2 separate regions of the Mus musculus genome follow, and region 1 is linked to region 2. The links are chromatin loops, found by intact Hi-C in ENCODE. Cell type or tissue: gastrocnemius. All regions are shown on one strand. Links, peaks and the distances in the headings refer to the core of each region. The heading gives the core; the rest is flanking DNA. Region 1 overlaps Auts2 (autism susceptibility candidate 2). Region 2 overlaps Auts2 (autism susceptibility candidate 2).

Evidence for each region. Peaks named below come from ENCODE experiments on the same cell type or tissue, not always from the same donor. Only the 100,000 strongest peaks of a DNase experiment are listed, where the experiment ranks them.
Region 1: it touches region 2 in a loop (3-fold over the local background); 3 of 42 quality-filtered maps call a loop at or near these places.

The regions. Positions count from the first base shown.
Region 1 is chr5:131,553,780-131,565,217 of GRCm38, reverse strand. The region is part of intron 5 of Auts2 (autism susceptibility candidate 2); the gene reads left to right. Among named protein-coding and RNA genes, the nearest start is that of Gm29681, 140 kb to the right of the region's middle. In gastrocnemius, for the core only: no CTCF peak of the experiment used is centred there; DNase peaks (open chromatin) are centred at 6,257, 6,735 and 7,030; H3K4me3 peaks cover 1,311 bases; H3K27ac peaks cover 2,126 bases.
Region 2 is chr5:131,639,961-131,651,398 of GRCm38, reverse strand. All of the region lies in intron 5 of Auts2 (autism susceptibility candidate 2), which reads left to right. Among named protein-coding and RNA genes, the nearest start is that of Gm29681, 230 kb to the right of the region's middle. In gastrocnemius, for the core only: no CTCF peak of the experiment used is centred there; DNase peaks (open chromatin) are centred at 5,348, 7,474, 7,910, 8,053 and 3 more places; H3K4me3 peaks cover 806 bases; H3K27ac peaks cover 2,391 bases.

The DNA.
Region 1 (11,438 bases), core at 2,062-10,061, 86 kb after region 2:
GCTTACCAACAGAGACATGATCTTTCCTTAAGTCATTTTTAATCAAAACCAGACACTGAGACTATATAGTGTTTTCATTCATTTGTCCATTCATTTGCTCATTCATTCATTCAATTTTCATTAGTTTTCCAATAGAAACATGGTCTTTCCTTAAGACTTATTCAATCAAACCAGGATACCTAGACTATACTGTATTCATTTGTTTGACTTGCTTGCCTGTAGAGGCTTGATGATTGTTCCTCAGAGCGTACTGGATGGAACCCAGGCACCTAGGCTAGTGTGTGTGTGTGTGTGTGTGTGTGTGTGTGTGTGTGTGTGCGTGTGTGTGTGTGTGTGCGTGTGTGTTCATTAAGATAGTGCCCTGCTAAATAGCCTAGCCTGGCCTAGACCCCCTGATCCTTCTGCTTCAGCCTTCCTACTGCAGTTATTTTGTGAAAGCATTAAGATATAAATGAATCAATTGGGGAGATTCAGTAGATAGGTCTAGCCAAGGCAGACCCTACAGACTGATGTCCTGTTCCTCCTGATGTTTTGAGGGAGGGTTATGTGATGGGTGAGTTTCTTATAATCTGTGGTCGGGGACTGGAGAAACAGCTCAGTGCTTAATATCAAGTACTGCTCTTGCAGAGGACTCGAGTTCAGTTCCCAGCACCCACGAGGCTCACAGTCACTTGTAATTCCAGGTCCAGGGACTCTGAATCACTCTTCTGGCCTTTATGGGCACCTGCAATCACTCAAGCACACACACACACACACACACAGTTTAAAACAATAAAATAAATATTTTTTAAAAATCTGTATAACATGTCAGAGGACAAAGACCCCCTTCACAGTTGTGGTCTAATTCCAGCCCTGTCTGTCCCTTGTACTTATACCTCTAAGGCTAATGCAGGGTTTTGAATCAAATTATAACACAGCCAACCACATAATAAGCAGATTCAGAAAAGCCCATATTTAGAGTGGCCACTTGCCCCGGCTGTAAGTGGCAACTGTTGGACTCCACACGGTATGTCATGTCCTTGTCAAAACTATGGAGTGAGGGAACCTCATAATTTCTTCTCCGCACTTGCTGATTCCTCCGCTCTGACTAGCTGTACAGAAGTTCATCAGCTGGCAATTGGCTCTCCTGTGGGACCACAGCCTTTTGATATTCAAATGTTGGGAGTGTGCTATTTAATCATTAGGCAGTTTACCAAACACAAAGGTGGGCCATTGTTCCTTGGGAATGCCTGCTCACTGAAGGGAAACAATGGAAGCAAAAGCTTGCTTTCTTCTAGAAACCAGACTTTCCTGTGGACTTTGTTTAGGTCTCCTTTTATGGTTTCTTCTCCTGCCCCAGTAAGGAAGGCCAGCAGGAGTGTCCAGGAGCCAAGACTGAGGGATGACAGGTGTACTGCTGCTGGCCCTGCCCTCAGCCCAGACACACCAAACTCTATAAACTGTATTTACCCAAATGATTGTGTCCTTCCAAAGAACAGTTTCACCAAACTCATGGTACTAAGAACTAGGTTTCAGGCCAACAAGATAACTCAAGTGAGCTAAAGATACACACTGCCAAGCATGACATCCCGGGTTTGTTCCCTGGGGGCCACATGGTAGGAAAGAACTGACTTCCTCAACTTGTCCTCTGGCCGCCATATACGTGCATCATGGCGCGTGCCCAGCCCTTCCCAAATATAAATGAACAAACAAGTGCAATGAAATAGTTTAAAGAAACTAGGTTTCTTTCTTTTTTTGAGACAGAGTCTCTCTAGTAGCCCAGACTGGCCTGAGACTCACTAAGGTGACCCTGACCTTCTTTGTTTTTAATGGTATTTATAACTTATTTAATTTACTTGTTCTGTGGGAAGTGAGTACATGGCACATGCTCTGTGGGGAGGTCAGAGGACAACTTGAGACACTCGGTTCCTTCCTTCCACCACGAGGGTCCCGGGGCTCGACTCTCTCCAGGCTTGGCAGATTTTGACCTCCCAAGTCATCTCAGCAGCCTCACAAATTCCTTTCTTAAGAGCAGAGAGTCAGGGTCGAACTCTACCCATCAAGCAGACATACAATCTTGAAAAAATGACTTAACATATCTGGCTGGAAGAGACAGGAAAGTATCTGTACGGGGTGAGCCATCTCAACAGCCTGACTTTGAGTTTCTGATGGTCCCCTCTACATCTATTGAGTGGCATGGCTACCAGGTCAGTTTAAGCAGTGGTAGCAATGGAACCCAGAGCTTATTGCATCCTAGATAAGTAAGCACTCTACCAACTGAGTTGCATCTACAAACCTGAAGTACTTATCTTATCATTTGGCTTTTGGAATTGAACCCAGTACCAGTGACACAGTTGTAGTCACGGTCTGAATGATACTTCAGCACTCTGTGTGTGTGTGTGTGTGTTACTTACTGTTATATAGAATTCCAAAGCAAGTCCATACTTGGCAAGCATCAGGAAATCAATGTGGCATATACTAAGAGCTCAAAAGAAAATTCTGGAATGGCGCTATGGATCAGAGTGAACTTTGGGAGTGGTGCAGGTCTAAGCAACAGGTTTCTGACTCCCTGCCTATACAGTAGCACCCAGAAATAAAAGAAAACAAAGCATTGTCCTGATGAGCTGCCCACTCTCCCATCACCCCATTCTGTCTTACCCATGAATGAGCTTGCTCTGCTTTTTGAGACAGGGTCTCTTGTAGCCTGTGCTGGCCTTGAACTCTCTCTCTAGCCAAGGATAGCCTTGAATGTCTCATCATTCTCCCTCTGCCTCTTAATTGTTGGGATAACAGACATAGACCAACCACACTCAGTGTATGCGGTGTCGGGTATTGAACCCAGGGCTCCATGCATGCTAAACAAGCGCTCTACACACGGAGCCACATCCCCTGCCTCCCCAATTCTGTCTTTAGAGAAAACAAGTTCCCTCTCTGTGGCAGCAGGAAATGCTCAGACACCCCTGAGCATGCCCCGAGCGCCCTTTTCCCTTCCAGCTTAGTGCACGCCAGGAGGGTGGTCAGACTCTTCCTTCTCCTTGGTTTCTGCAGGCGTTCCTTTGATGGGGCAAGGTGCACCCTGGGGCTGATTGTGTTCCTGGGAGCTGAGAGCTGTCACTGCAGGGTTAAATCTGCAACAGGATAGAAGCCCTCACAGCAACCTCAGAAAGAATGGGAAATGATGTAGAGGAGACTGGGAGCCTGTTGATTTTTGTTCTTACCAGCACATCTTCTTAGAGAGAGAGAGAGGGAAAAAAAAAGTTATCTTCCCTCCCCCATCTTCTCTCTGCCTTCCCACAACATACCTTGTGCTAAATACATTTTTCAGACCTGACTCTGTACAAACACAATGTTGTTCTGCAAGCATTAAAAGGCAATTTAGTACTCAAAGGATTAAAAGCTCATGTTAAATTGAAGACTACACTTGGCATAAACATTAAAAATTGACAGAACACCCCGCACATTAACAGTACCAGGGCTTCGTAATTAGCATTTAAAAGTAAAACATCATTTCCTTACTGTCTCCTACTTGCTCATTTATAATGCATTTATTATAATACAGATGTGAGCGGAGGCTTCCCACCATTCTTGGCAACTGAGGAGTGTACCTGTACCAAGAAAGACCGTTCATGACTCCGGGCTGAAAATCAAAAGCCAGAAGCCAACCCCACACTGGGTCATAGGAGGTCCCCAAATAGCCCTTTTGGAAGATTGATGCCAGGTCCCCTAAAGAAGTCACCTTCACACCCTCCCCTGCCCTCGCCCATCTTTCCCTAACAGATACTTGGAGGAAGATCCAAGTAAGCGTAGGCCAGGCATGACTTGCTTTTCAAATCAAGTAATAAGTTACCATAAGGATGTGGGAGATCACTTGTTGGCTCGCTGTCAGATATTCTCTCTCAACTTTGGCTTGGGGCTGTAGTTCAGCCGCAGAGTGTTTGCTTAGCATACATCCACCCCCAAGCACTGTCTAAGTTGGGTGGGGTTTGTGCACACCTGTGATGCCAGCCAGCACTCGGGATGTAGAGAGGCAGGAGGTTCCATCATTCTGGTTCATCCTCAGATACATACAGAGTTTGAGCAGCTTGGGCTCAAAAAAATTTTTTTCTTTTAATTAATTTATTTTATTGCTAAAACTGGAATCAGTTTTCCAATTTAAAGTGAAATTCCACTGAATTAACACAGATGGCTGAATCTGCTAATGAGGACACCTGTTTATGACACCTCTGGGCTCCTGCTCACATGCAGGGTTCTGTCTGAATCACAGGCACAGTTGTAAGCCTGGAAGACAGTGCAGATCTGCTCCTACTTTCTTCTTACACACTTGCCTCTGAACCTGCTACACTGGCTGGGAATTGGCACATTCAGCTTTTCTGCCCCCTCTTGGTTGGCTGGGCTGTAGCTCCCAATTATCTATGTGCACTCAGGTCCCCAAGAGATTCCTGCTAATATGAAGAGTCTAACTGAAAAGGCTCACAGTGGAGCTTGAGACCGTGTCTGTCTATACATAGCATATGAGTTTTGTGTATATGTATATATACACACACACATATATATACATATATAAATAAAATGTAATATATACATACATACATGTATACATAAAATGTAATATACACATATACACATACACATATACATATGTGTATATATATAAAAATGTAATATGTGCATATATATACATATGTACATATATACATAAAATGTAATATGTGCATATATACATATGTATATATAATGTAATATATATGCATGCATATATACACATGTATGTGCATAAAATGTAATATATTATATATATGTACACAGATATAATACACACTACACATGCATATGTGTGTGTGCATACAGGTTAGAAGACAGTCTTGGGCTCTGTTCTTCATATGCCATCCACCTTGGTTTTCCTTCATTTTTACTCAGTTCATATTGCTAGTGTGTGGATGCACATGCCTGCCCCTGCACTCCTATGGGGGTCAGAGGACAACTTTAGGGAGCTGGTTCTGTCCTTCCATCCTGTATTCCGTGGTTAGAACTCAGGTCACCAAGCAAAATGTGGCATGCACTTATGCTCCCAGTTCTTGCTGGCCCTGCTACCCAGGGTCTCTAAGTGGCCTAGAGCTCACTAAATAGGTTAAGCCAGCAAGCCATCCCCACTTCCTAGCACCAGGATTACAAACATATATTACCGTATCTGGCATTTTTTTGTGTGTGTGACTGCTGGGAACCAAACTCAGGTCCTGTATTTGCAATTACAGGTTGATCTATCTTCCCAAACCAACTCTGTACTTGTTTTTTTTTTTTTTTTTTTTTTTTTTTTTTGGGTTTTCGAGACAGGGTTTCTCTGTGTAGCCCTGGCTGTCCTGGCACTCACTTTGTAGACCAGGCTGGCCTCGAACTCAGAAATTCGCCTGCCTTTGCCTCCCGAGTGCTAGGATTAAAGGCGCGTGCCACCACGCCCGGCTCTGTACTTGTTTTAAACATTTTTCTTAATAATTATTTATTTCGGGGAGAGGGGGAAGCACACAAGTCACAAGGTACAAGTGGAGGTCTAAGGACAACTTGTGGTGGTTGAGAGCACTGGCTACTCTTTAAATATTTATTTATTTATTTATTTATTTATTTTATGTATATGAATACATTGTAGCTGTACAGATGGTTGTGAGCCTTCATGTGGTTGCTTGGAATTGAATTTTAGGACCTCTGCTCGTTCCGGTTGGCCCTGCTTGCTCTGGCCCAAAGATTTATTTTTCATTATTATACATAAATACACTGTAGCTGTCTTCAGATGCACCAGAAGAGGGTGATCAGATCTCATTACGGGTGTTGTGAGCCACCATGTGGTTGCTGGGATTCGAACTCAGGACCTTTGGGAGAGCAGACGGTGCTCTTACCCGCTGAGCCATCTCGCCAGCCCGGCTACTCTTTCAGAGGGCCTAGGTTCAGTTCCCAGCGCCTACATGGCAAACTACAAGCATCGCTTAATGGCTGTCCCAAATCCTTTTATGGGCATTGTGTTCCCATGGTACACAGACATACATATAAATACAGGCAAAACACACATGGAGTAAAAAAAAAAATTTTTTTTAAAAGAACAAACAACCTGTGGAAGTAATTTCTCTCCTTGCCCCTGTTGGTCCCAGGGATCAAACTCAGGTTATCAGACTTGGCAGCAAGCACCTTTCTGTGTTGAGCCATCTCACCTGCCCCCAGCTCTGTGCTCGGAACACACTTCCAGGCAAGACAGCAGCTGCTGGTCTGTCGACTGGCCAGATTATGTAGACCTGCTCATCAGTTTTCAGCTGTTGAATTCAGATCATCAGATGCGTGGTGCCTGCAGAATGCCGGGTCCCCAGGGGTGAAGCCATTGAGATTATACAGATAGCCAAGATGCCTGCCCAATGAATCGACTCCAGAAATGTCTGAGAACACATTATCTTTCCCAGGCAGGTCCTCCCAGACCTCATTTGTAATGTGTGATTGAGGACATCTCTCCCTGATGTTATCTAGGGACTTAAAGCAGACCTCCTCAGCTGTCCCCAGCTGGCCCTGTGCACCCCAGCCGGGGCACTATAAGTTTATCAGGTTAGCCAGATGACAGGACAAATATAATTTCTGGGCCACAAGGCCAGTCTGGGTGAACGCATGACATAAGGTTGTTAAAAAAAGGAGGAGGTTGAAAATAGACTCCACTCTGGTCAGATGGTGCCAGGGACTGGCCCAACTAGTGGAATGCCCCAGCCCTGGAGGACTGAGACAGTGAGGCCCACGTCCCTGGAGAGGGTCCTGCTAAAGCCAGCTTCCTTGAGAAACCAATTTGGCAGCAACTCTGGTAAACCTCTTGCGGCCAAAGGGAGGAGAAAAAAGGGCTTTAGTGCAGATACAAGGATATTCAGATGCAGGCTGGCTCCTCATCATGTCTTCTCATCAGTGTAATGATTTTGAAAATTCCAGCAATGTATTCATGCCCCTGCATGACTTTGAGAAATGCTCCTGTCTCACCAACGCCACGGGCAAACCACGCTTGAATGCTGTCAGGAGCCAGGCTCGCTGGCTGGGAGGGTGAGGACGGCCTGGATTCCTGAGTCAGGCTGCTAGCTAAGCCCGGCAGGGCCTGGAGGGTGGCAACCGTGTGGTTTGCAGGTTAGTTAATTACTGTGGTGTTTGTATGGGAAGATCCTTGGGTGTGTTTGTGGGAACAGAACCCTGATTTTAATTACATCCCTTCTGGTTCTTCAGATTGCGTGCTTCCCAAAGATCTTGTTTCTCTGGCTTTCACCTACTCTCTGATGTGCAGAGGGTTCAACCGGCAAAACAAAACAAAACAGCCAAGCCCAGACTGTGTTTGCACTAAGGATCAGGATTTTTAGAGCTGGAAGGGATGTAGATGTAGCTAGCCCAGCCCCTTCCGCTTATATAATAGGAGGTTTGGAGAGATTAAAGCGACCCATCCAAGGTCACACAGTTTGGAATTGAAACTCAGGTTTCAGGGCTGGGATGGGCCTCAGTTGGTACAGTGCTAGCCTAGCACACAGGAAGCTCTGGATTCCGCCCGCAGCACAGCATAAACCAATCATGGCATGCCTTCACAGCACTAGAAAGTGGAAACAGGAGGCTCAGGAGTTCAAGGTCATCTTGGGCGATATGGAAAATTTGAGAATAATTTGGCTTACATAAAGTCTTATCTAAAAAAATAAAAATAGAAGAGGTTGGGATGGTCGTGGTAGTGCTTACCATTAACACCAATACTTAGGAGGCAGAGGCAGGCTGATCTCTGTGAGTTCAAGGCCAGGCCAGCCAAAGATACACAGTGAGACCCCATTTTCTAGCAAAGAGGGTAGCATGTCGGAGAGATGGTTTAGTTGCTAATGTGCTTGTCTTGCAGATGTGAAGACCCCTGTTCAACCCACAGAACCCATATTTTAAAAGCCCAGAGAGATGGTGTTGTGTGACAAAACTTTTAGTGGGGAGATGCAACACACGTATCTTACCTTACTTAACCCTAGATGGGGGGGCACGGGGGATCCTGCACAGTGCACAGCCTGCAGTCAGCTCAACAGCTTAGATAGTGTCCTTTCCAAGTGCCTCATTGGGTCTAAACCTCTGCCTGACAGCAATGACTGGTTTCTGCTTTGTCCAGGCAGGTGCTGTGACTCGCTGTCTTTTGCAGCTTTTCTCTGCTGAAAGTCCTGTTTGCAGCTCAGCATCCTTTATTTCTGAAGACTCTCAGCTTTTATTACTTACTTTGGCAGGGCGGGGCCTAGGAAAACTGCTCAGTTTCAGGGACTTCCGAAGCTATTTCTGAGCTGTTTACCCTTCTGCTTAAAGAGCTTTTGTTCCAGGATGGAAAGAAACCGTTAGACAACCGTTGGAAAGCAGAAACAGCTTAACAGTCCTTGCTCTGCTCTCACTTGTAGCTTGATGGGCAAGCTCCAGGTTCAGTGAGAGATCCTGTCACCAAAAAAAAAAAAAAAAAAAAAAAAAACAGGGTGGCAGCACCCAAGGAATTATATTTAAGGTTATCCTCTGGTCACTATTCAGGTGAATATGAAAGTGCACACACACTATCTTACATGCAATCATGCACATAAGCATGTATATGTATGCTTACACACTCCAAACAAACAAACAAAACCACCTCTCAGGTCTTCTAAATCTGTCTCATATGGGATTCTGTCAACAGAGAATATCTTTTTTTCATGTTAGAGTTTTTTTTAATTTTTTAATTTTTTTTATATAGATGAAAGAGTTTCTTGTCTATGCTCTGAGTGTGGAAACTGTTATGTGAATAGCCATAATTTCAGTACTTCCTGTGTGTCCTTTCCATGGGCTTTCTTTGGTGCAAGAGCACTACAGATGTTTCAGGATAGTCCAGAGCAAGAGTGGACACAATTCACAGATTCAAATTGCTATACAATACAGCTTGTCCAGGATAACGAGGGATGTGATTTGTTCTAGCGAAGCAGCTAGGAGCACGGAACACTGGGAAATGTAGGGGCTGGGAATATGGCTCCATTGGTAAACTGCTTGCCTCGTTCACATGAAGCAAATGGGTCCCATCCCCAGTACTAGATAAACCTGACCGAGGTAAACGCCTGTAATCACAACACTGGGGAGATGGAGGCAAGAGGATGGAGAGTCCAAGGTCATCCTTGGCTACATAGTGAGTTTAAGACCAGCCTGGGCTACATGAGACCTCATATCAAAAAAAAAAAAAAATTGAAAATGAAACATTGATTTTGAGTTTTATGCTTGTTTTTCACTTTCAGCACATCAGAGGCATGTGCTAAAGCAACCAAATAATTTTAGCCACAGGTGTTGGGCAAGAATACGTCTTACCCCCTCTGCTCAGGGTTTCCTGGGCTCTGTGGACTCCGTTAGTGTCTAAGGACCTTCTGCAGCAAACACTTATTTAATAATGACACTTGAGTATTTTAATATTTTATTTGATTTCTGTTTGGCGGTGTTTTTATCTGAACCCTATTTATTTATTTATTTATTTATTTATTTATTTATTTATTATATGTAAGTACACTATAGCTGTCCTCAGATACTCCAGAAGAAGGCATCAGATTTCGTTAGGGATGGTTGTGAGCCACCATGTGGTTGCTGGGATTTGAACTCAGGACCTTCAGAAGAGCAGTCGACACTCTTAACCCCTGAGCCATCTCGCCAGCCCCCTGAACCCCATTTTAATTGCCGCCTTTGCACACCGATAGCCTTAGGTGGAGAAGAAAGGCTTTATAAATGAAATGACCATCAGTATTGCTTCCTTTCTTTCTCCTCTGTCTTGATCAAATTACAGTTGCTTCCATCCACATATAAGCCCTGACCCTCATCTACCTTTGTCCAGAAAACAGCATGTGCCAAGTAAAAGGCCTGAGCTTTGAGTAAAAACTGACTAGTAGGTGTTACTGTGATTACAGATTGAGGTGAGTGGACATTGGGTCTAGGGTCTCGATGTCAAATTGATTTATAGAAGCAGAGGGAAGCACTTGAGATAATTTGGCTCTGGGCTCGACTGCCCCATGTAGAGAAGTTCTATGAGATAGAACTAGAAATAACCTAGAAGGTGCAATGGGTCCTTCGACTGGGGCCAGTCACAGCCCAGGAAAGTTAGGGAAGCACATGTTTGGTGTCTCCATAAAGAAAGGGGCTACTTTTGTAGCATTCCAGATTCCGGAGGGCACTCACTCAAGGATACACAAATAAACCTAAATGTCTCCCTCTGTCTCTCCCTCCCTCCCACCTGTTAGAATTAGGAGTTATTAAGCCAGCTGTTGATGAGGTGAGTGCCTTACCATTGAGCCACGCTCCTAGCCTGGGAGATTCTAGGCAAGTGCTCTGTTGCACTCAGCTAGGAAGAGATTTGAACACCAGCCCATCTAGCCAGACCATCTCTTCTCACTTTCCATGGGGTGTTACAGAGTGAAGAAATAAACACCACAAACTTTTTTTTTTTTTTTTTTGCTTGCACAGGTATCTGTGTGATGTGCATGTGGGTGTATGAATGTTGTCTTAGTTAGGGGTTTCCTGCTGTGAACAGACAACATAACCAAGGCAACTCTTTAATGGGGGCTGGCTTATGGGTTCGGAGGTTCAGTCCATTATCATCAAGGCTAGAGCATGGCAGCATCCAGGCAGACATGGTGCAGGAGGAGCCGAGAGTTCTACATCTTCATCTGAAGGCCTCTAGGAGAAGACTGACCTCCAGGCAGCTAGGATGAGGGTCTTAAAGCCCACGCCCACAGAGACACACCTACTCCAACATGGCCACGCCTCCTAATAGTGCCACTTCCTGGACCAAGCATACGCAAACCACCGCATTCACTCACGTGGCTGTATTTGTGTGTGTGGAGGGGTGCTGATGCTCATGAGTGTGTTTTATAACTGTACATGGAGGCTCAAAGTTGACAGCAGGTGTCTTCTTTGATCACTCTCTACTTCATTTAGGGAGGAAGAGTCTCCTGACGAATCTGCAACTCACCAAGCCTCAGTGTGTTCAGGCAGCTAGCTCAGGGGAATCCCCTGTGTATGCCTCGTGAATGCCAGGGTTGTAGATGGCTGCTACCATGCCTGCCTGGCATTACATGGGGGTTGGGGATCAGAGCTCCTGTACACAACAGTGCTTTACCAACAAGTGGACTTCCCAGCCCCAAGTGTTAGGGACTTGACAGAAAAAGTAGGATGTAGTTTTTGGTTTAATTTATGAGAAAAAAAAATATATATGTGAATATATGTGTGTGTGTATACACACACACACACACACACACACACACATATATATATACATGCATCCTATATGTGTATGTGTGTGTGTGTAATATGTATGTATATATATGCATCCTGTATGTATATTCATGTGAAGAGATGCAACATATGTGCAGGTGCATATACATGTGTGTGCACATGGAAATGGAGGTTAGAGGTCAACCTCAGGTATGGTTTCTTGGGAACCATTTTTT
Region 2 (11,438 bases), core at 1,868-9,867:
AGAATGGGAAATGGACAAATTCTCTCTCAACCTGAGCATGACCTCCAGTGATTATTGACTACTCTTCAGACATTCCTGCTTCATCAGTGGACCCCATGAAGAACAACAGAAGGGCCTTGGAAGAAGTACAACACTCTGTAGGACCTCATCCAGAGCCTACCTGTGCCCAGTGCCCAAAAAACACTATCTTGTATGTTCTACAGATGTCTCACCTACATGCTGGCTCTCCTCAAGAACTCTGCACTGAGGTTCTAGTTGAAGACCCAGTTGATCTCTTAACAAACATCAAAAGGAGGGCCTCTTTCTTGTCCTCTTTGCTTCCACCATCAGCGGTCCCCACAGGCCATCAGGAGAAAGCAGCTGATGGCTTGTGGGGGAAAAGTGACTAACAGAGCAGCCACTGCCCCGAGAACATTATGAAGTCCTGGGGAACCTCATTAGCTCATAAAATTGGTTCAAAACAATCACAGCTCTGCAACCGCTGTCCATGCCAAGGACCTCGTAAATCTTTTAGATCTTTGCCCATAAAGCAGCTTTTCCCACACGGTGACATTGCAGAGTGGGACTTCTGATCTGGCCTCCACCATGACCCCACAGGCCACTGAGACTAAACATGGCTGGATATTGATTCACCATCTGTGCCTGCCGGAGACAGAGAGAGGCCGCTATTCACAGATTTACTCTCTGTCTCCCTAGTTCAGCCCAGTCGGTTTTGACACTGTCCCAGCGATCTGATCATCCATGCTGCCTTTAAATGAAGGTCTAGGCCTTGGCCTCTGTAGAGACGGTGACAGCTGTCAGACACAGATAGCAGTCTGCAGATCCTGGTTGCTAAAACCCTCTCATTCATCCTCGTTCCTGATCGTTGAGCACAGCTTGAAGCCCTGTGTTACAGTCCACCGATTAGTTGGCAAGAGATCTACATAGTGTATTAGCAAGGTCAACCACAGAGATAAAGGCGGCCACATTAGCCTCCGCACTATTTTTAAACCAGTAGCTGTTTGTTAAAGATGGCTATTTTCGTCCGTGTCTCTTTTCCCTTTTATTTTCCCTCCCTCTCTTCTCTCTCTCATAAAGCAAAACTAAAGAAACTGATGGCAAGTCTCTCTCAGAGATAATAAGGAAGCAGAAACTGGAGGAAGTTAAGGACTATATAAGCTTTGCTGTTACAGAATACCTGAAAATAAGCAACTTAAGGAAAGAAAGAGGGTTTTTTTTTGGGGGGGGGGCATAGTCTAAGGGAATACAGCCTATCAGGAACAGAAGGCATCTAGTCACATCGCATCTGCACTTAGGATGCAGAGAAATACCAGGAAGTGGGGCAGGTTATAAATCTCAAAGCTCACCCAGCTAAGTTCTTCCTTGAAGCAAGGCTCCACCTGAAAAAGGACCTACAACCGTCCTAGACAATACCGACATCCTGGAGAACGAGTGTTCAGTCCTCATGAACCAGAATGTGCTAGGAGATCTCAGCCCTGGGACAGCTAGAGCAAAGTGTAGTCTCATCTGCACACTGGTCATATGAGTAGGCCAGGTAGGTGTGGCCTGGGTAGAGACTATAAGGTCTATACAGGTAGAGCCCTCATGCTCAGACTCCAGGAAGGGGCTCGTCTTTGTTATCAGATGGTACCATCAAGCTAGTTTTTCATCAGCCCTCCTCTATTTCCCCAGCACCTTGTGTTCAGTAACTGCAAGGTGAGGCACTGCTCCGTGTACCAAACTAGATCTGTACCCTTCATCCTCCAAGAGCCCTCGTGATTAAAGTGATTGGCATCTTCATATCCAGTGACACTATCTGTTCTGTAATCAGCTTGAATGACCAGACTATCCATCCTTGCTTTACTCAAGGGTGTCTGCCGTATTGGACACGGTAACATCCAACTGTTATCCCAGGACCCAGGAGATGGGCAGACAAGTTCAAAAGTGTCTGTCTGTAAGATCTCAAATTCCACTTCACCCTGTGATTACCCTTCTCTATGTTTCCACCTCAAATTCCTCCTCAAACCTCTTCAACTTTAAGGCTGCCTCCTGCCTGTCACCCACTTGTTTGCACCCAGCTAAGATTTCCAATCAATCTCAAGACTGTGTTTCCCCTTTGTCTATCTTATATCCTTATGCCTTTCCTCTGTAAACTGTATGTATGTATGTATATATGTATGTATATGTATTGAGACAGAATTTCAGTACATACAACTCGAACTTAGCATCCATGACATCCACTCCATCCTTACTCCACTGGTTCTCAACCTGTGGGTCATGACCCCTTCAGAGTTTGAACCACCCCACAGAGGTGGCATATCTGATATCCTGGATACTAGATATTTATATTATGATTCATAACAGTAGCAAAATTACAGTTACGAAGTAGCAGTGGAAATAATGTTATGATTTGGGGTCACCACAACACGAGGAACTGTATTGAAGGGTGACAACATTAGGAAGGGTGGGAACCACTGCCTTACCCAGGCTGTTTTGTTGGATTCTCTCTTACTGCTTTCCTTTGTTGCTCCTTCACTTTCTGCTTTTCCCACCCCTAGTCTAAGATTGAAAGCCAGGACTTTGTATATGCTCAGCCAGCACCATGTCACCGAATCATACTCTCAGCTCCTCACTGGAGAATTTCAGATAGACAGTCTACTACGGAACCAGTTCTCCAGGCCCTCACTGGAGGGTTCTGGGCAGGTGCTCTACCACTAAGCCACGCCCCCATCCCCTCCCTGGGGGATTCTAGGCAGGGGCTCTACCACTGAGCCACACCCCCAGCCCCTCCCTGGGGGATTCTAGGCAGGGGCTCTACCACTGAGCCACGCCCCCAGCCCCTCCCTGGGGGATTCTAGGCAGGGGCTCTACCACTGAGCCATACCAGCCCCACTTTCTTTCTTGATGACCTAAAAGCAAGTACTCCAGACCTTTGACAGTGCCTCTGTCCCAGTCTCCTGCCTGTGGGGGTCCTGCCTTGTGTCTTATTTCCCTCCCAGCTCCGTGAGGCCTCATGACCGTACTTGCTGAAAATTCCTGGAGATGTCAGCCTTCCTTGGCTGCTTTGCTTTTCTCCCACCCTGTAGATTCTTTAAAGTGACAAATCTCAGTACAAACATACAAGTATTCGATACATACTTGAAGGACCATAGTGTGCAGAAGGGCCAACTGTTTGATGATGGTATCGGGGCTGATTCAAACCCTTTGAGCTAGAAAGGAAATGTAGATTAAAGGGTTTAGGAGTAATCACAAATGAGCCTGAGTTTGTAGACACATTGGAAGAATTACCTCTGTGCAGATTCCTCTCACAGAGTTCATTTCCTCATGTGTTGAGAAATGCAGATGAGTATCAGCTTTGGCATCTGGTAAGGACATGAAAGGAGATCTGAAGGCAAGAGCCTCCCATGGTTCCTGGCAGAGAGATGGAATCTAGTGGGTATCCCTCTGTGTGCTCCACAGCCGCTGATTCTGTGGCAGGGAGTTTATGCAATCCCCATGATTTCCCAACTTACTGCTCCAGTAAATAAGGGGCTACATAAACAGACCTTGGCCCAGGGAAGGCGACTCACACGTTCACAGCTTCCTGCTTAGGGAATCCACGTGGAAATTGGGCTTCCATTTCTCAGCTTCTGTAGCAGAGCCTTGGGGAATTCTCTGGCCAGCTGCTGTGGGGTTAGTGTGGCTCATGAGGGGAGGAGGTGTCAGCCCTGGAAACTGCACAGGCCTCTGCTCCCAGCTCACGGGGCAGTCACATGCTGGGGCTGGGGCTGGGAGTGAAATAGCAGCTTGCAGAGCTTCCCCCCCTCCTCTCCTTGCGGAGCAGAGAGGTGGGATTTAGAGGGGACCTGACCTGTTAAGGACTGAGAGGGAAGCTAATGAACTGAGTCTGATACCGAGTGACTTTGGGGTTCCGTGGGGAGACTTGCCCATTTCATTTATTCTAGTACACTTTATAAAGCAGTTTCTATGTTTGTCAAAATTAGAGCTGATTTGGGGAGAAGGCAGGTGTGGGGGAAGTGAATTTTCTCTTGTTATGAGTTCTAGGCTCCCTGGAGTCATTTGGCCTGGCTCTGGGAGCCCAGAGAGAGCACAGAGGGCTTAGACACTCCTGTGATACACTCACTGGCTTGGGTTGATGCCAGGCCTGTGATCCAGGGCTGATACACAGAGGCAGGGGAGGGGGTATGAGAACTGCAGGGTCACCTTTGTGGATGGGAAAATTGTTCTAAGGAATTTTTTTGTTTTGTTTGTTTGTTTGTTTGTTTGTTTTGGTTTTTGGTTTTTGGTTTTTCAAGACAGGGTTTCTCTGTATAGCCCTGGCTGTCCTGGAACTCACTCTATAGACCAGGCTGGCCTCGAACTCAGAGATTCACCTGCCTCTGCCTCCCGAGTGCTGGGATTAAAGGTGTGCACCACCATGCCCGGCCACCATGTTGTCATTGTGATAGAGAGAATTACAATAGCACGTTCCATGTGCCTCCTGAAGGGTCCTGGCCAACCAAGTCTAGAAAAAGGCAGGGCTGAGGGTGGGTGGGAGGGGGCTAAAGAGAGGAAGCAGGAAAGGGGAGGAGGGGGTTGGATGGGACATGAAATATTGCTTAAAACATATCCCTAGACATAATAAAGTATTAAAGTGAAAATATCTCTCTCATTATATGCATTCCAAGCCTTATTATGGCATATGCAGAAGTGACTACAGGGCCGAGAGCTAACAATATCATGGACGAATCCCTATTATGCAAGAAAAGCTTTCTAGTCTCTTCCAGTGTCGGGATGTGGTGGTTGGTTTTCAGTAAAGGTCAGTGCCGGTGCCACACTGAATAGAGCTAAGAGTAGGGTTCGTTCTTTTGTGGACCACGGGCGCTGTTGGGGATTGATCTGAAAATCTGGTCTGTTGCAGGCCTTTGCTCTCAAGGGAGATTAATATTTTAGCTATTCCTTTTTGTTCAGGGCTTCTAAATGTATTTGGAATGAAAAGAAAGGTTAAAGAGGGGCTCTGGGACGGCTAGCTTCAGAGACTAGATCATTTCATGAAGGGAAATCAATTAAAAAAGGTTGACTGTGAACATCTATCCATTTAGCTTAGCCGCTATTGAATTTTCATGATGGACTTGGACTCTTTGGAGAGAACGAGAGTTAATGGCAATTGTTCCTTCCTCTTCAAAATTTATTATCTGGTTTATTCAATGGAAAACACTCCATCAAACTGGATAGAGGCCTTAGGCCTATTGATACATTTGCCTGTGTGGGGTTGGAATGGAGGGAGGGTTGTCACAGATGTCCGGCCTTTGAAGGAAAATTAAACAAGTATCTCATTACGGAATGCTTCAGTGGTCCCCGGAGGTGGTCACAGACGCAGCGGATTTAATGAGCTGGGAACGCCATCGCTGCCAAAGTTTACCTCGACCCGTCCTTCTGAAGAACTCCTCTATTTAGGGCCACTCAAGCAAAGGAGAAAGACTCCATGCTGCGTCCTCTGCTTTCAACTCTGAGGAAGGGGGATAATGCAGTTTTTGTGCCGCACATCCAGAGGAATTATGTGTGCTAATTTGATTAGGGGAGATTTGATTAACTGGAAAATGAGGGCTTTGCTAAGACTTTCACACGCTTAATTTATCCCTTGCAAAAGCAGACGCAACACTGTGTCATGAAACTCAGAAGGCATATGGGAACAGTATTCAGTGGTTAGGAGGCCTTTCAGACCCAACAATATCGAGGCTTGCCACGGTTCATATTGGGATAATCATTTTAGAGCATTCGCTCTGCCGCAGAATACAAATTGCATTTGGCACTGCCAGTTAAACGGTTCAAAGGATAATGAGATTAATATAGTAGGAAACTTAGCTGAGCAAAAAGCTTTTTTTTCTTTCTCTTTCTTTCTTTTTTTTTTTTTAAACACCATTGCATAACTAGTTTCAAGGGAAACTTGGTTGCTTTTTTTTTTCCACCAAATGACACAATTCAGTACCTTTTGAGGCTCTGTGCACTCAGTAAACATCTTTTGGCATCTCCTTGAACATTGGGTGGATGGGCAGGGAGTTAGCCCATTTCCCTTAAAAGGTAGATGTCAGGGTGGGGAGTGCTTGGATTGGAGCTAGAAGGTCCGGAGGAGAAGTGGTGGCTCTATATGGCATCTTCTGTTTTCTTCTGATGGTGCTTCAGAGATAAAATGGCAAGTTCTAATCTTCCCTCTCATATCCATGGCCATTTGGAAATGGCTGACATCTGACCATCTAACGTTCCTAAGAGGTTTGCTTCACCTATATTTATAATTGTGGGTTGAATGTATGATATTTCCCTCCCCGTGTGTGTGTGTGTGTGTGTGTGTGTGTGTGTGTGTGATGTAGACACAGCTGGCCTAAAACTCACTGTGACCTTGAACTTTTAATCTTCCTGCCAACGCCTTCCAAGGGCTAGAATTGTAGGCAGATGTTCAATACCAGGGTGTCGACGATCAGACTTGTGGTCTCACTCATGCTAGGAAAACACTCTCTCAAGTGAGCCACATCTGCAGTACTTACTAACATAAAAACATGTCAGTGGAGTGGGGAGATGGCTCAGTGGTCAAGGAGTGCTTGCTGCACATGCCTGAGGACCTGGTTCAAATCCCCGGCACCCATAAGGCCAGTGCTGTGTGGCATGGACACAGAAGGATCCCCAAGGCGTGCTGCGAGTAGCCATGCTCTGGTTCTCATGAGCATCAGGTGATAGCAGAACACACATTGTCTGCTTCTAGATTCTGTGCACATGCACAGCAGCCCACGGCCTCACGCACATACGCACATACCAGCACACACACTACACAAACACTCTCCCTCTCTCACACACATAAATAATGGATTAATTAATGAGTATTCAAGATGACTTATCAACTAAAGGCATCAGCCGCCAAAACCAATGACTTTGATCCTTGGAAACCACAGGGTGGAACGAGGGAACCAGCTCTCAAGTCGTACTTTGACCTCCACACATGCATATTCTCTCTCTCTCTCTCTCTCTCTCTCTCTCATTCTCCCTCTCTCTCAACTCTTTTTCCATGCACACACATTTTAAAACTATTCAAAGTAATTTAATTTTTTGATGTTGAAAGGAAGTAGCCAATACCAATCTTTACTAACATCTCAAAAAGATTATTTATTTATCTATTTATTTATTTATTTATTTATTAGTAGAGGACTTAAGAGAACACCTCCATATTGTCTCTAAATAGTCAGGATTCTTTGAGTAGAATCCACTGACGTTCCTACTCTGGGTCTTTCTCTAAACGCCCATTGGTCTAGACAACAGCAAATCCACTGGGCCTTTAAACCTACCCCGCTGGGCCAAACTTACTCACAGCCAACTTGGCCTTTCCTTGCTGTTGGTCTACACAGTACAAGCAACTTCTGAACTCTTCTTTTGCTCTCAGCCCCAGAACTTGGGGCTTTGCCATGGAAATCAGTCAGTCAGTGAAGAGCACAGGCATGGTATGCCGGCTCTTAACGTCCATGGTGGGCTGGGGAGTCTCCTGCCATTCCCAGTAGCTCCCTGCGGCCCAGCAAACCGTGAAAGGAGCCCTGACTGTGGCAGACCACTGGCCTGGTCTGGACAGAGCTTCTTTGTTTCCGCTGGACATCAAGATTTAAGTCTCAATTCTGTTTGTAGATTCCCTTCAGCCCCCTTTCCCCCACTGCCTCCACCCATAGCCCCGTGTCGAGCATCTTCTGACTGCCCGTCTTCAAGTTAGAACAAGGCCCTCCTCCTCTCGCCTGATGGCTTTTCACCACGGTGGTAGATACATTGAGTCAAGCCACACTTTTCTTTGGGAAAGAGGCCCCTGGCTCTTTAAGCAGAGTTGCTAGGTAATCGTTCCACTCGGTTGCATAACCAGAAAGGGATGTGTCAGTCCCGGGCCCCTGCAGACAGAGGAGGGCTTCATTAAAACGCTCGCCTAGACCTAGACAGATGAGCGGTCTCCAGTCGGAGTTCTTTTCCATCTTCCCCATCTGTTCACTGCAGTTTTAATTAAATCTACTGAGATTATTTTTGGCCTTCTCCAAGAACAGAAAGCTAGCCTTGTGCCAGTGTCCACTAGCTTCTCTGCTTTAGTGCCAGCCGCTAATGAGCAGGCACATGGGGTAACCCTGCCCGCACGCTGCCCCCCTCCTCCTGCCAGCCATCATGAGTTGCTAATAGGGTAGGCACCATGAGTGCCAGGTCTAGGCCTCTCCACCTTCCCCACCTCAGCCCCACCTTGGTACGAAGAAGGCCAATTAGTGAGTGATTCCACCAGTGGTTAACTGGCTAATAGAAGTGACAGGCTTCAAATAACCTTCAAGTATGCAGCCCAGTTGCTTGTCTGTCTGATCAGGGCCCTTCTTGCTGGCACCTGACGCTTTCAATACCATAATGGCATTCACACACATTCTTTCTGAATGCTGTCACCTAGCAAGACCTTTCTTCTCTTCCTTTGCTGGGAGGATGCCTGGCAAAGCTATTAAGTCTGTGATGGAGATGACAGCTGACTGCGGGCCTGTCAGTCCCACTTTGGAAGTCAGCACATCCTTATACCCATTAGGAGCACACCATGGGAACCTCAGAAATAACTCACTGTAGTGTACTGTGAGTTTATCTCCCCACCTGCAAGCCTACCACCCAGCCAGCCTTGTAGAGCAGCCTGCTGCACCCCTCAGTAGGGTCAGAGCTGTTTGTGGTGGGTGTGTACCTTTTATTTGTACATGTATGCGCACATATGTACCTTGGCTGTCGTTTCTTAGGGGCTGTCCACATAGCTGCCCTGCTCTTTGAGAAAGGGTTACCTATTGGTTTGGAAATCACCAATTAGGCTAGACTCTCTGTCCAGTGACTCCACCTCTCCCGGCACTGGGATTACAGATCTGTAATAGCACATCCAGCTTTATGATTGCTTATTATTTCAGTGTGTGTGTGTGTGTGTGTGTGTGTGTGTGTGTGTGACATACATGGGTACTGCATGACACGTCTTGAGGTCATTAGGCTTGTGCAGGAAGTACTTTTACCCACCAAGCTGGCTCTGAGTCAATGCTCAGCAGGGTTTTGGTTTGGTTTGGTTTGGTTTTTTTGGAAATGTATTATAGGTATTGAGCACAGGTCTTCATGCCTTCAAAGCAAGCACTTTACAGACTGAGCCATCTCCCCAGCTCCTGATATTTTATTTTTTCAAAGTTCAAACTAGAGACTAATGATTCCTTTAAAGGAAACACAGGCATTCCCAGTTACTGGCCAAGTCAGTGGCTGGTCTCCATTCAGAAGACTCTGGCTCATTGAGTTTCTAAGCTAAGTATGTCGTGTCTTGAAATCCAGATTCCTAACTGTGCTCTCAGGTTTCCAAGGGGAAGTCCAGGCCTGTATTCGTTTCTTTGTCCTTTTATATAGTTTTCTTTTCTTTTTGGTGTGTGTGTTTATAATGAGTGTTTATACATCCATACTGCTACATGGATGATGAGGTCAGAGGACAACTTTCAGGCATCAGTTCTGTGGTTTTGCCTTGTTGCAGCAGGGTCTCTTCCGTTGTTCTGTCCCTGCAGTGCAGACTTGCTGATCTAGGAGCTTTGCAGTGGCTCACCTGTCCTCTTCCTCTCTTCCTGCCATAGCAGCGCCAGAAATACAAATGTGAACCGCCCCATCCAGCTTTTTACATCATCTAACTAGTAATCTTGCCCACCAAGCCATTCCCACAGTGTCAAGTGGGTCCATTTCTTAGGATGGCTTGAGACCAGATCAAATCAAACCAAACGTATTTGGTGGGGCTTGGCAGTGTAATGCTGTGTTTGGCAACCAGATCTAACCCTAGAACATGTGCTAATATTTCACAGGCCTTTTGGGCAGCTTGGAGAATGTTATACTTGATCCCTGAGTGCGCCCAACCAGCAGGGGATTAGAGAGTGACCTTCCCTGGATTCTGCTGTTGAATGGTCCTGTGTTCTCTGCAGGAACACACTAACCAAGTTCAGAAGAAAAAAAAAATCACTGCAATCTTCTGAATGAATAAGGAGAAAAATAGTGTATTGTGTGTTATTTTCTCTCTCTGTGGATCCTCAGATGCTGTCATATTCTGGTTATCCGTCAGGGATATTTTGAGCAGGTGGTGTCCCATAGTCTTGGGTCCCCTATGAATGGTGCAATCTGTGGGGCGCCTGAGATGGTTCCTATTGACTGTCAGCTCCACAGGGTCTCGAATCACCTAGGAGATAAGCCCCCAGATATGCCTGGGAGGGGCTTTCTAGGCTGGGTTCATTGTTGTGGGGAGATCCATCCTGAATTTAGACAACACCATTCTATGGAGTGGGGTCCCAGACTGAATAAAAAGGAGGACATGAATCATGTCTTCCTGACAGTAGATGCGGTGTGACCAAGCACCTCACATTCACCCTGCCATGGCTTTGCCACAGTGGTAGTAGGAGAGACCTCCTCCCTCCTGACAGTGTTTTTGTCTTGTATGTTCAGTAGGCTTGGTCTTATGGAGGCAGTTTCTTTTTCTTTTTCTTTCTTTCTTTTTTTTTTTTTTCTGGTTTTTCGAGACAGGGTTTCTCTGTAAAGCCCTGGAACTCACTTTGTAGACCAGGCGGGCCTCAAACTCAGAAATCCGCCTGCCTCTGCCTCCCAAGTGCTGGGATTAGAGGCAGTTTCTAAATGGAGGTTCAGTCCTCTCAAGTGACTTCAGCCTGTGTAGTGTTGACCTAAAACTATCCAGCACAACTCATAACTATAAAACTCACTATGTTGCCAAGGCCTGGAACCCCTGCTCTTCTGTCTCCATCTTCCAGATGCTAGTCTTACAGATGTAGGCCATCACACCAGGCTCCTCCATTATCCTTTAAAGCTATTGTAAATCCTTCTTGGTCTAGGACTGTGAGTGAAGGTACACCATAGCATCCACTGCTAAATTAATAAATTGAGAAACTGGGAGTGTAGCCCAGTTGGAAGGGTGCTTCCCTGGTGTTCATAAAGCCTTGGGTTCCTTCTCCAGCACTGCATCAACGGTACATGATGGGACACACCTGTATTCCCAGCACTGAGACAGGAGAGACTACAAGATGAGACGTTCAAGGTTATCCATAGCTGTATAGCAATTGTGAGGCCAGCCTGACATGAACCCGTGTCTCAAAAGTGAAAAAACAAAACAAATTAACAACAAAAACTCACACAATTGATGTTGGAACTTTAAGCTGAGAACCAAGGTTGATTAACCATCCATGTACAGTCATGGCTGTGTTACTAAATTTAAGACAGTCTGTGCTTTTGGCTTTGGGGACTATAAAACACAAGCACTCTTGTTTTTCCTTCCTCCAATCATTAAAGACATGGAAAAAAAGCTTCCTAAATCATGATTTGTACTTTTTCCCTTCTATGGCAAGCTAATAAAATATTTTTGCTCATATATAAGGCTCTCAATAACCCCAGTCCCTTGTAGGACCTGGAAACAATTTACAGCACGATAT